2 separate regions of the Homo sapiens genome follow, and region 1 is linked to region 2. Evidence: chromatin contacts called from ENCODE Hi-C or POLR2A ChIA-PET data. All regions are on one chromosome and are shown on one strand. The core of a region is the stretch at or near the end of the contact, and the rest is flanking DNA. Distances in the headings are between cores, read along the strand shown.

What was found. A loop is a pair of places that touch in the nucleus more often than their neighbours do. ChIA-PET counts read pairs that join two places held with the same protein, here RNA polymerase II (POLR2A). Pooled maps may share reads with other maps.
Region 1: a loop to region 2 is called in a map of PC-9, with 15 times the contacts of the local background. The contact joins two enhancer-like sites. A Hi-C loop is called at or near these places in 4 of 168 maps with a recorded cell type or tissue (B cell, OCI-LY7, PC-9 and 1 more), 12 of 37 single-sample maps with no recorded cell type and 9 of 50 pooled maps. POLR2A ChIA-PET finds 5 or more read pairs at or near these places in 1 of 52 experiments (HEK293T).

The regions. Positions count from the first base shown.
Region 1 is chr5:59,783,176-59,789,560 of GRCh38, reverse strand. The region is part of intron 1 of PDE4D (phosphodiesterase 4D); the gene reads left to right. It overlaps LOC105378988 (a long non-coding RNA gene), which reads right to left. Exons shown (of 2, transcript XR_001742413.2): 1 at 1,672-6,385. Among named protein-coding and RNA genes, the nearest start is that of MIR582, 83 kb to the right of the region's middle. Within about 2 kb of position 2,925, at least 5 of the 41 ENCODE cell types and tissues checked have a DNase peak (open chromatin) inside an H3K27ac peak, as active enhancers do; they include PC-9 and endothelial cell of umbilical vein, where a contact is called at or near this core.
Region 2 is chr5:59,560,507-59,566,936 of GRCh38, reverse strand. All of the region lies in intron 1 of PDE4D (phosphodiesterase 4D), which reads left to right. It overlaps LOC107986347 (a long non-coding RNA gene), which reads left to right. Exons shown (of 2, transcript XR_001742409.2): 1 at 1-6,430. Among named protein-coding and RNA genes, the nearest start is that of MIR582, 140 kb to the left of the region's middle. RefSeq lists an enhancer at 3,389-4,039. Within about 2 kb of position 3,821, at least 11 of the 41 ENCODE cell types and tissues checked have a DNase peak (open chromatin) inside an H3K27ac peak, as active enhancers do; they include PC-9 and endothelial cell of umbilical vein, where a contact is called at or near this core.

The DNA.
Region 1 (6,385 bases), core at 1,676-4,175, 220 kb before region 2:
ACTTCAATATAGCCAAGAAAATTACAATCATTCCAAGTAATACTGTTTTTCCCCAGACACAAATCTGAGGATCTTGAATCTTAGCACTGGAAGGAATGTAGACATCACGCAGGCTCATCACTTCTCTGGCACAGAACTTGACTTGCCTTGAGCACATGTCTGGTAGCTTCTTCCTGGGAACATAGATGACATAACGCATATTGCCTTTCCAGGCAGCTTGATCTGTCATGAGACAGCTCTGGCCTTTTAGAAACCAGCCTTTATACTGAGCTGTGAGCCTGCTTCTCTGTATTGCACATTTTTTGTTCTTAATTCTGAACAAAAAGTTTTTGTGAATTTTCTTCCTGGAAATGGTCTTCACCACTTGAAACAACTGTCATGCCCATCTGAGCATATTTCTTAGGTGAGGCTTCCCAGTTTGGGAGACGCTTCTCTCATAAAATATTTCTGAATTCATCAGTATCTCTGTTCCTATAAAACGCGTGGCTGTCTACTTCAGGCAAATCCTAACCAAGCTCAGGTAACAGTGAAGTGATTGTTTGCTGTGAAACAGTATTGTACTGTTGAAGTTAAAGAGGTCTATGATTACATTGTGTTTATTTTGGATTTTGCATTATTGAGTATTTTTTACTTTATTTTCTTTTTGTAAAGCCCATATCACTACCTATAACAAGCTTTTGATAAGTGAACTTTCTAATTTTTCCTATTCTATAGCTATGTAAGGGAATCTTTAAATTTTGCCAGGACTTTCTAGCCTAATGCAACAAGGGAGGTTACATTAACTATAATAATTTAAATTTCATTAGTTTTTTCCCACATTTGCTGAAGCAATTCTTCTACACAATCTATTTCATTATTTCTGGGAGTTCTAAATGTGTCCCACAGGAACACATCCCCCTTCTTGGAACCACTGCTCTTCCACCAGAACCAGCAGCTCTCTGGACTCCCCAAGGCTTATTAGGTCTCATTGTTACCCAGGGAGTCAAGCAGCTATCACAAGGCCATGCTTTGGCTTTGTAGCTGCTCCAATGGATGTTAAAATTTCTCACTTTGTTCCTGATACTGTACGGAATTATATGCAACATCTCTTTACTTAAAAGCTCTCTGCTTCTCCCAGGATCCAGAGATTCATCCCTGGAAAAGCATTCAAGTGCAGCTGCCATATTCCATTTAGAATGCCTCCTTCCTTCAGACAGCCAAGGTTTTGTTATTGGGCTCAGCTCTATGTGCCCAGCTCCTTCTTCAGTACAAGGAGCTCTCTCCAAAGAGGTCACTAAATCCCCTGCAAATAGTCTTTAACTAGACCTTTTCAAACCTTGTCTCTTTTTTTTCTTTGAAATGACACTGTACCATGAACATTTTTATGAAATCATTAAACATGTTAAACTTCATCAAAGCCATCATTTTAAAGTCTTCCATGATGTCTATCTTATAGAGATACACCATACTAGAATGCATTTTTTTCATTTTTCTATTGCTGAGAATGTTGGGTTTTATACATAGCTTGTTATTTTAAGTAAATGTTGTGCTTTACCTTGTTCCTATTATACTTTTAATTCAGCCTACTGTTAGCATCTGTGGATGATTTTCTATGCTTATATGTCACTCAATATATTAGCATCATTCCCAGCTTTTGGCTTTACATATGCATTTTTAAGATGTGTCTCTTACCTTTTAACCATCAAATCAGATTTTAGTTGCTTGATAGACCCAGCTTTTATATTTCAGTTTATGCCACCTCTAAGGTCGTTGTAGTGAGATGCCTATATAAAAGACATACAAATTCAAGGAGTGAATTAAAATCTCACTTGAAATTTTAAATGTCACTGAATATTAATTGTGGTCGCTAATTGGTATATTTTCTAGTAATCACTTCAAAAGCTCCTCATTAAAAATAAATCATAAAAATATAGAATTATAAGAGCTTTTAGGTATAGTTCAATGATCTAATTCCATCCATTTATCTGTCCATCTATCCTTCAGCAAGTCATTTATCACCTTCCTTCTGTATATTACAGATGATAATAAAGACATCTGGGACAAAAAGGTAAGTCACAGACCTACCCATGTGTATGGGTGATAGAGTAGTGAATACAAGTGACAAAGGGTGTGATTCCTTCTGTTTGAGAGGTGAAGAAAGTATTCCCAAAGCAAGTGACATTGAATCAGCACCTTAAGATAAAACGAAGAACTCAGCAGAAAGAAAGTGAATGGGAAGATGTGGTAATAGGTTTAAATGGACATGGCATGTCGGCAACTAAATTTCTGTAGCTCCAGAATATTCTCCCCAGTCCCCTGAGACGAAGTTACAGAGCTGTGAATCCGGTAGTGAAAGCCTTGGTATAAGGCGCATAAGAAATGTGCAGATTATCTACCATGAAATAGAGGAAGAAATCAAGGTTATTCAAGTAGAGGAATGACACGTTTTAGAAAGACTTTTGTTATAACGTTATGGGAAATGGATTATAGGCTGGAGGCAAGAGATAAGACATTGTCAGTGTGACAGAATATTTTATTAATAAAGCACATAATTTATACTCAGATCTATGTGAGATGAGACCAATTCATGTCAACATGTCCAATGTTTTTGAAAAAATGCTAAGTTTTTATTATCGCTTTTGTTTATTTCCCTGTGAAATATAGTAGGCTAGCCCTCTATTTCTCCTGGCGAAATCTTTAGATAGGTGGAAAAAAAAATGTTGAAAAAGGGCATCAATGACCTCTTTTATCTTGGTTTTATCTGCCTTTTGGAAGATACTTGATTCAAAGCTATGAAAAAGCATCTCACCAATCCCGTATTTCACTTGGTTGGACGATGTGTCAAGAGAACGCCTGAGGCTTCCTCTGTCCGTTAACAGGCCAGTCATGAGTCACAGTCTGAACATGAGGAAATGTTCATGTACTTTTTCATAGTCATGGCAATGAGACTTTTTTGTGCCCAAAGTACTATCCTCGCCTAAAGTCCCTGTTAAAAAGGTTATTTTCTGCCACAGGCAGGTAGCAGAATGTCAAGATCCAATTCCAAGTGCTTCATCATCACTCGGATAGCCTCAGGAAGCTGAGGTTTTACAGCTGCCTGGAACCCACATGCTTCATGTGATGTAGAGCAGCCCTGTTAATTAGCTGTTTCAGGATTCTTAATGCCCTATGGCTTTGGAAACACTTGTTAGCCCACAGAGGGAGGGGAAGAGCTGGAAGCAATTGGACTACAGCCTGAATTTATTTTAATTCAATTCAGTAACCACCTTATCTTTCTAAATCCCTGTTTAGAATCTGTTGAAAATTATAGTTGATTTAAGTTTTTCTCAGTGATGCATCCTGAGAGAAGAGGGAGATTACAATTCAAGGTTTTCTGAAGCCACAGAAATGTGGAGTGCTGCAGAAAGAGCTGATCGATGGAACTTTCCAGACACATGTATGCAATTTTCTAAAGGCTAGAAAATAGATGCCGGGGATGGGGAGAGGGGAGGCCAGTTGATGTGGAAAGGCTTGTGTAGAGTGCCCACGAGTCTGCATTTCTGTTCACCTACCAGAAGAAACACTGCCAGTTCCCCCCACCCTCACCCCCCAACCATTCTCACTGCAGAGAGCTGGCACTCAACAAACTCATAATTTTTCTCAATACAATTCTCATGACATAACCTGACCAACCATATGAAACCTAATGAAGAAAACAACCATTGCCATTGGCAACAAATGCAGGAGTTGCATCACAAGTAAACCACATACTTTACTTCACAAATTTGAACATTAGAGTACCACCGGCAAAAACATGGTACCATCCTTCGGTATGGATGAGATATCAGTTTACAAAACCTTCACTGGAAAGTCCATACCAAAATTTTTAAAATGCATGCAAAAGCTAATTGTGTTGACATCTTTCTTATCAGAGCTATTGCAAATTATTTTGTCTAGAGGTGGTTCTTAAAACAGCCACCTGTCTGTCCACTAATCATGTACATAGCATCCTCTTCCTCATATTCATCCTCTGAAATACCAAGAGGTGAAAGAGTGTTTCAGTAGCTCACCATTCTTGGCTGTTACATAATGGGTCAGATTCCTTTCTGAGTAGTAGGAGAGGTCAGTGATCCAGATCTATATATCTTTGTGCTTTTTCCACTAATACATTCTTAGAACCTAGTAGGTGCTCAATAAACGTTAGCTGTATGAATGAGTTAGTGAATCAATGAATGAAGTGTTAATTTTTAGAAATATTATGGTCAGAATTTTACTAGGAAAAACATTTCTTATAATCACAAATGAAAGCTAGGTTTACTCAAAATTGGGAATAGTAAGTAGTCTTTCCATTTCCCATACCACAGGTATGCTTGTATTCTTCTTATATGCTTATGAAAGAAGAGAATGTGGATTAAGTTATAAACTATTTGTACATGATATTGTATATGTAAAAATCATGTCAGTTTTGAGGCCAGGATTTCTTTGTATTGAGTAAAATTTTCCTAAATATTTGCCCATTGTATTAGTTCATTCTCACATTGCTGATAAAGACATACTCAAGACTGGGTAATTTATAAAGAAAAACAGGTTTAAGGGACTTACAGTTCCACGTGACTGGGGAGGCCTCACAATCATGGTGGAAGGCAAAAGGCATGTCTTACATGGTGGCAGACATGAGAGAAAATGAGAGAAAAACCATGAAAAAGGGGTTTCCCCTTATAAAGCCATCAGATCTTGTGAGACTTATTCACTACCATGAGAACAGTATGGGGAAAATTGCCCCCATGATTCAATTATCTCCCACCAGGTCCCTCCCACAACACATGGGAATCATGAGAGCTACAGTTCAAGATGAGATTTGGGTGGGGACACAGCCAAACCACATCACCCATTTTAAAACAGGCTTGATATCAATTTATTGCTAGAAAACTATAATTTGTATTTTCTTTTACATTTTTAATGACTGATTGTACATTTGTTCCCTCAAAAGAGGCTCTCCAAAATACTGCCTAATTCCTATGTTAATAGCAACCCAAACATGTTTTCAATACTAATATTAAAACAAATTAGCTTAACAAATACAAAAGGTAATGCCTGGTTTATACAATACGGATTTGAGAAATGCAGGTTTCAACCTGTTCCACACCATGCCCTTCATTATATTCTTCTGCCAGAGATTTTATTCTTTACTTTTCATTCAATCAGAAAGAATTGAGAGGAATTTGAACCCATTCTGCCTATTTAGAATATCATTTGTACTGACTTTAATCTTTTGCTCCTAATCCATGAATTCCTGAGGTCTTTTATTTACATCCATAAATTTGAAAAGCACAATCCCCTTTTTTTTTTTAAAAAAAAAAAAAGGAAGTTACTTTTGGGAATCAGAGACATGTACCTCTTTGTTCTCTTGGAGAGCTGTGGGTTATGGGAGGGAACTCCTCATCCTGTTTCCTGATATGCAGTGACTTCTCTCTTACACAGATGAGTCCTAAAACCTTTGTGAGCTCAGACAAGTTGGCTGGTTTTATTTTTATTTTTTTATTTTTGAGATTGTCTCACTCTGTCACTCAGGATGGAGTGCAGTGGCCCAATTACCAACTCACTGCAGCCTTGACCTTCCAGGCTGAAACCATCTTCCCACCTCAGCCTCCCAAATAGCTAAGACCACAGGTGCACACCACCATACCCACTAATTTTTTGTAGAGATAGGGTTTCGCCATATTGCCCAGGCTGGTCTTGAACTCCTGGTCTCAACCAATTCACCTGCCTTGGCCTCCCAAAGTGCTGGGGTTACAGGTGTGAGCCACCATGCCTGGCCAAGTTGCCTGGTTCTTTACATGGAATGTTCTTTACATGGAATGTTCCAGGATCAATTAAACACAGATAAATAACAACTTATGTTTTGTAAATAAACACATCTGAATGGAATCTTACTCCAATTTAGATAGAAATTGATATTTTTCCTTTCAAATGAAATAAATGTTTTAGACTAGGACATCCCAAGTGAATTGAAGATTGGTACAGGAGCCTGAGGAAGGAAGTTTAAGAGAGTGAAAGCATGAGAGAAGAGCCAAGATTATGTAGCCCAGAGAAGGAAAGAATTATTACCTACCATTACTTTAAGGGACTGTGCTTCCTCACAGTAGTGGAAGACAGATGCTCATTTTTTATTCAAGACTGTGTAAAATAAATGGCCTTAATTTATAGATGTGGATGCTGGTTTATATCAATACACCTCAACCTGGGATGGCTCCAAATCTTGACTACACATGGGAATAACTTGAGGAGTTTTACAAAAAAACTGATGCCTGGGTCACACCCTGAGAGATTCTTATTTATCTGGTCTGGGGTGGTGTGGCCCAGGCACTGAAATTTATAAAATTCTCCGGGTGATTCTAATATGCAGCCAAGGTTAAGAATGCAGCTG
Region 2 (6,430 bases), core at 2,572-5,071:
TTGCAGTCTAATATTTTAGAAGGAAAAAAAGACCCCACAAGCAAACATGTTTTTTTTTTCTTAGTCCAGAAAGAAGAAATACAGTGTGAACATAATACTTAGGGTAGACAAAATGGCCAAAATAGATTAAGTTGGCATCCTTTTTAGCTGCAGCTTCCTTAACCTTGTACCACACCCTGACATCATCTTCCTACATGGCCACACCTCATCCCCCCATAGCCAAACATTATTTGCATTCATCACTCATTCGTAGATGCCAAATCAGACATGGTTCTTGCCCCTATGGAGTTTATGATTAACTGGGGAAGACATGCATTAATCAAATTCTCTTTCTCTCTCTCTCTCATTCTCTCACACACACACACACACACACACACACACACACACACACACACACACACATGAAACTGTGACTGGATCAGATGCTACGGGAGAAAGACACACAGGGTTCAAAAATCTGTGAAGGGTTTTTTTATCTGTTCAGGGAAAATCAGGAATGTCTTCTCTGAGGATGAGTAGTTCAGGCTGTGATTTGCAGGATCAGTAAGAATTAACCAGGAAAAGAAGGCAAGAGAGAGAACCTTATGTGGTGAATGAACAAATGTTTAATATAAAGGCAGCAGAAGAGCCAGGGTGGAGGCAGGCACAGAGGTGGGAGATAAGGCTCTGGTGGCCATGCTAAAGATCCTTACTTCACCCTGACAGTGATGGATCATCACAACATTTCCAAGATCAAGAATGCACTTCCCATCTGTGTTTCCTCTAAAGTCAAAATATGGCCCATCTTTCAAAAGGAAAATTCAAATGTTACCCATTCAGTCTTCTAACACTTTCATTTCCTAATCTAATTAGAAAAGATCATTCTGGCTAAGAGGTGGTATAGTAGTTTAACCCACCCACTCATATGCATGTGTTTGTATTTATATATAAAATTTTATTTTCACATTTCTTTTTCCTAGTGGCATTAGCAAAAGCACTCCCAGTTTCATTGAGTCTCTTTTAAGTTTTGCTTCCCCTCTCCTCCTCTCTTCACTATGCTCTGCTGTCTTGGTGTCTCCCCACTACTCATGTACTCTCCCTCCATTTCTCAATTCTCATATGAGGGGAGGTGCCCCAGAGGGTGACGAAGGACAGTGTGGCAGAGGACAGGAGGAAGAAAACATAGGCACAGCTGCACTTCAGCATTCTGAAGCTGTAATCATCCTGAGCATCTGTCCAGGGACTTCCTTGCCCAGTTGCTTTGCCATCTGTACTTGAAGCCAAGGAGCATCAGGTGCTTTGCCTTTCCTCACCAGGCTTACGCCATAGCCTTTTCACCCCACTACCCACACCTCCCAGTGATGCTGCAACTATTTCTCCTCTGGGCTCCATGCAGTAACTTTCTGGGTTTTTTTGGTTGTTGTTTTAGAGCATTTTTGTAGACAGGGTTTTACTCAGTCATCCAGACTGGAGTACAGTGGTGCAGTTATGGCTCACTGTAGCCTTAACCTCCTGAGCTCAAGGCATCCTCCCACTTCAGCCTCTCAAGTAGGTGGGACTACAGGTGCAAACCAACATGCCTGGCTCATTTTTTATTTTTTTGTAAATATAGGGTTTTTCCATGTTGCCCAAGTTGGTTTTGATCTCCCGGGCTCAAGCGATCCTCCTGGTTCAGCCTCCCAAAATGTTGGGATTATAGGCATTATCCACTGTGCCTGGCCCAGTAACTTTCTAAATAGTGTACAGGCCTCCAGTCTCACCACCTGTCCCATTCTCCTTCTCTTTCCTTCTGCAGAGACCTAAGAGCCAAGCGGAGCCCATCTCCTTCCTACACATTCTTCCAGCCTCTTTAGGACCTGATTTCACAACCTCATGTGCCACACCCCAGCTGCACCCTCCTGGTGGAAAGTGTTTTGCAGCTTCTTAAAGATATCATTCTGCTTCATTCATCAACCTTTGTCCATGGTGTTCCTTCTGACTAGAATGTGTCCCCCAACCCCTTTGCCTGGTGAGACCCTCCTCTTCCTTTGAGACCCATCAGAAGGCTTGTCTCTTCTTGGAAGCTTCTCACCCCACTCCAGTGCTGCATCCCTAGTTTCTGTGCATCCCCTGCAACCTGTGCATCACTTTTTCAAACATCGCTCCTCAAGTAGCATTGTGCATGCTGTTTTCTTGCCTTTCTCACTCACACAAATGGGAGTTTCCTGGGGGCCCTTTGTCATCACCACCTGCCTGACTGGATACACTAACACTCAGCCTACCTGCCACCTACTTGGAACCTTACAGGTGTTTCTTTGATTAATTAATTAATTCATGTTTTCTCCTCTTCTGGTCAGTTCTTCCACTTTACCTGTGCTTGTTTGGATATGCAGAGCTCTAGCTGGCGAGAGTGTCCTTCTGGCTAGATTGTCTCACCAAAAAGAGAATGGGTTTTCCCCATCCGGGTGTCTCTTAATTTTTTCTTCCACTCGTGTTTGGACAAAATTATTTATTGACTGGAAGGACCACATGGCAACTCTTCATGGCTTTGAGGCCCCTTAATGAGTGTCCAAGGGAGATTCTCTCTCACTTCCAAGTTCATGGCAGACATTTACCTACCCAGTCAGCTTGAACTGAGCTCATAGAAGTTTTATTTCTGGCTTTTGCGGATCATTTTTTATGCTGTTCCTCTCACCTGAAGCTCCCTTTCTATCTCTCCCTAGTTGGATAATAGTACACATATTAAATGTGTACCTTGTACCAAGTATGCTGAGACCTGCTTATAACTAATTTTGCTTGATCTTCATGAATAGTGTTTTGAAATAGCATTTTTCTATCCCTGCAGATAGGAAAACTAGAAAACAAAGAATAAGTAACTTCCCCAAGCTCACATGACTTGTAAGTGGCAGAGCTGGGATTTGAACCCAAGCCCCTCTGAAGCTAAAGCCTGTAGAGTACATGCTCCCTTCCTCCACATCACACTGCCCCTGCTTGTTCACACTCAATGTGAGAATCCACTTCTCAAGTTTGTCTTGCTTATTCCAACCTGTTTTGCAATGAATCTCTTTCAACAGCTCTATAGTTCCTGGCACTCACTTGGCATCCATCATTTTCTATGTTGTCATGTTTGGTATCTTTTCATGTATGTAATGTGCATCTCTTCTTAGGAGTAAGACCAGAACTTTTCTGCTCTGCAGTTTTCTCCCTGTGAGGGATGGTGAAACTTGGTGGCTAAGAGCATGGTTTATACAGACAGACTTCTTAGGTTTATATTCTGGCTCTCCTCTGTACTTGCTGTATCAGCTAGGGCTGATGTCTTCACTTTTTTATGATTCCATTTCTACCTCTGTACAATAAGGCAAATATGAATACTTACCTCAGAGTGTTGTTGTGAAGATGGAATGAATTAATGGCCATAAAGCACTTACAGCTGTGTCTGGTACATAGTGACCACTCACTAATGGTCACTTATAATTCCTTCACAACCTGTAAGGGTCCTTTCCACCCAGGTGATGTCCCTATGTCTCAACTGAATGACTGGTTAGGGATATCTTTCCATGGGCTACTGTGGCTGCAGATAATTGCATTCTTATTTGAGAGTTATGTTAACTAGTGTGGGCTTTTATTTGCTTCTCTCTTTCTATCAATGAGTCCTGCTGCTTCAACCCTGGGTTAACTGAAATTTGAAACCTTTTTCTACTCAAATTCCTTTGATGCTGAAATTCCTCTGCGGTCACAGCTAAGCACTTTGTGTGGTAACCTTCTCTTCTGTCCTCAGGCCTGCTGAGATCATCTGCTCAGCAGCATGTCTGACACCTGTTGCCACCTCACCCAGCCACTTCCTTGGTGACCTGGCAATGCCCAGAGGGGCCCTGCCAGCTTGGAGCCCTGTGGCAATGCTGTTTGATTCAGCAAACTGATAGCCTTCTGACATCCTTTCTTCATTTTAGCAGCCAAATCACATGCACCTTAATATTTATCAATAGCTAAGCAACACCGGAAGGAAGTGAGACAGAGCCTCTGGGCTAGTCACTATCTCTGATTTTACAGAATGGTTAAGCCAGGTGTAAAATATCTCACAATAACATGCCCTGTTGTCCTGAGGATTCAATTCCACCGAGATATAATTACCATATGAGGAAGTGAGAAATAGGGTTTCTTTCTAATACACAGAAAATAGAAAATAAGATGCTTTTCTTGGCCACTGTTATCAGTTTCCTGTTAAGGTTCTGCTTTGTTTAAAACAGTCCTGTTTTGCTTAAAAACAAACTCTAAGGAATTTTTCTAAAACATGACTCAACCTAACTAGGTATATATACTGTACTTTAAAGTGAACATATTTGAAATAATTGTGAGTGACAAAGAGACGGAAAAACATAGATTTTGAAACTAGCATTATTCTAATGATTTTTATCCCAGTGGTTTATTTGGAAATGAATTTCCATTCACAACATCTTCATTTGTCTTCTAATTTTCATGCAATTTGAAAGGGTTAGTTTCCTTACCCACAGGATCATCCTGGTCAAATCTCAAAAGATTGGCTAGGGCATTCTGATTTTACAGGCAAATTTATATTTTGCCGTTTCAGGAAATAATTCCTTCATGGTTATCTTTTATAAAGAGCTTATTTGTATAATATATACACATAGTATATATCAAATAAAAGATCTGGTGTTATAAACATAAGAATAAGCAATTTCCCTTTTGTGATAGGAATATGAAATTCCTTCTGGTAGAGGACGTTTAAGAGCATGTCCAAAGAATGGCTAATCAATGAATTCTCTCATTTTGTAAGGAGACACTTAGATGCATTTCTGAAAAAAACAAAACAAAACAAAACAAAACAAAAAACACTTTGGGCTTTCTCTGTATTCTTCAAGCATTTCTAAACATTTATTGACATATGCAGTAGAGAAAAACTGGTATCAGGAGGAAGGCAGTAAGTAGCCAGCAGTCACAAGGTACAAAGAATAAAATGCATGCAAACATGTACAGTATTCACTTTCAGGAGTTAATCTACATTTTATTTAATTTTTTTTTTTTTTTTTGACAGCGTTTCACTCTTGTTGCCCAGGCTGGAGTGCAGTGGTGCGATCTCAGCTCACTGCAACATCTGCCTCCCGGGTTCAAGCAATTCTCCGGCCTCAGCCTCCCAAATAGCTGGGATTACAGGCATATGCCACCATGCCTGGCTAATTTTTTTGAATTTTTAGTAGAGACGGGTTTTTGCCATGTTGGTCAGGCTGGTCTCAAACTCCTGACCACAGGTGATCTGCCTGCCTCGGCTGCCCAAAGTGCTGGAATTACAGGCGTGAGCCACCATGCCTGGTCCCTTTTAAAATATTTTAACACTGAGACCATATTACTGATGTACTACTTCTTTCTAAAAGTAATTAGAATAAATGTACACCCTCTTCTTTAAACTTTGCATTTTTCAAATTTCCAAAAACAAAAACTAATTATAAGTAAATCCATAAGCAAAACGCTGTTAATTACCACTTCCAAAATCTGGAAGCGGTGACTTGCTTTACTAAGACAAGAAACTTTAGACAGGTGAATACTTTTAACAAGGAACACACTTAACTTTGTCTAATTGAGCAAATTACAAATCAGAGCTAGTAGCTTGTTAATTATAAGAATATCTCCATTACTTGAATACGTGTACTAGTCATGGTAGGCAAAATAATACTCCAATAACGGACGACCCCACTGTGGATCTGAGAACCCCGCAGGCCAGCAGTCTCCATGTGATTGCCAAAAGCAATGCCGCCATATAAACCACAGGTGTCTACCTTCACCATGACAGAAGAAAGGGTTAGAGATTCCAGAAGTCACAATTAAATGCTTCCACCCCGAAAAGTGGATCATATTTCATTTTCCAAAGCAATGCAACTTTGTTAACCTCAAAGAGGCAGGGAAGTACAATTTTCCTGTGGGGTTGGAAGAAGAAAACTGGAAATTGGTGAACAGTTTTGAAATGTCTGCCATAACTTTTAAGTGAGGAACTTAGTGTTCTCTTACTCTGTCATGTTTTTAAATATCTTTTTGATTGAAATCTTTCAAGGCTTTCCAGATCCCTGAAGATAAAATACAAACTCTCCAACAAGACCTTTTGGCCATCAGGAACGCAGCACCTGGCTCTCTCACTAGTATCCTCTCTCTGTTTGCCATGTCCCATTAAGACTGTCTCCAGAAACAATGAATTTATTGTTGCCTGTTTCCTGCTAGCTTTTCCCCGTATTTACACAGTTTGCTTTATCTGCTGGGATTACCCTTCCCTGACTATGCTCAATCTCTATCTCCCTTGGCAATTCTCCTCCAGGCCCCAGACCTGAGAACTGGACCAGTGCTCTGCTCTCTCCTCTGAGCTTCACCACATCCTGTGAAAACTTGAACCTAATTCTTACTAGGTTTTAATCAACTGTTTACCTGTCTTTTCTCCCCACTAAAGATGAAAAGTCGCAGAGATAGC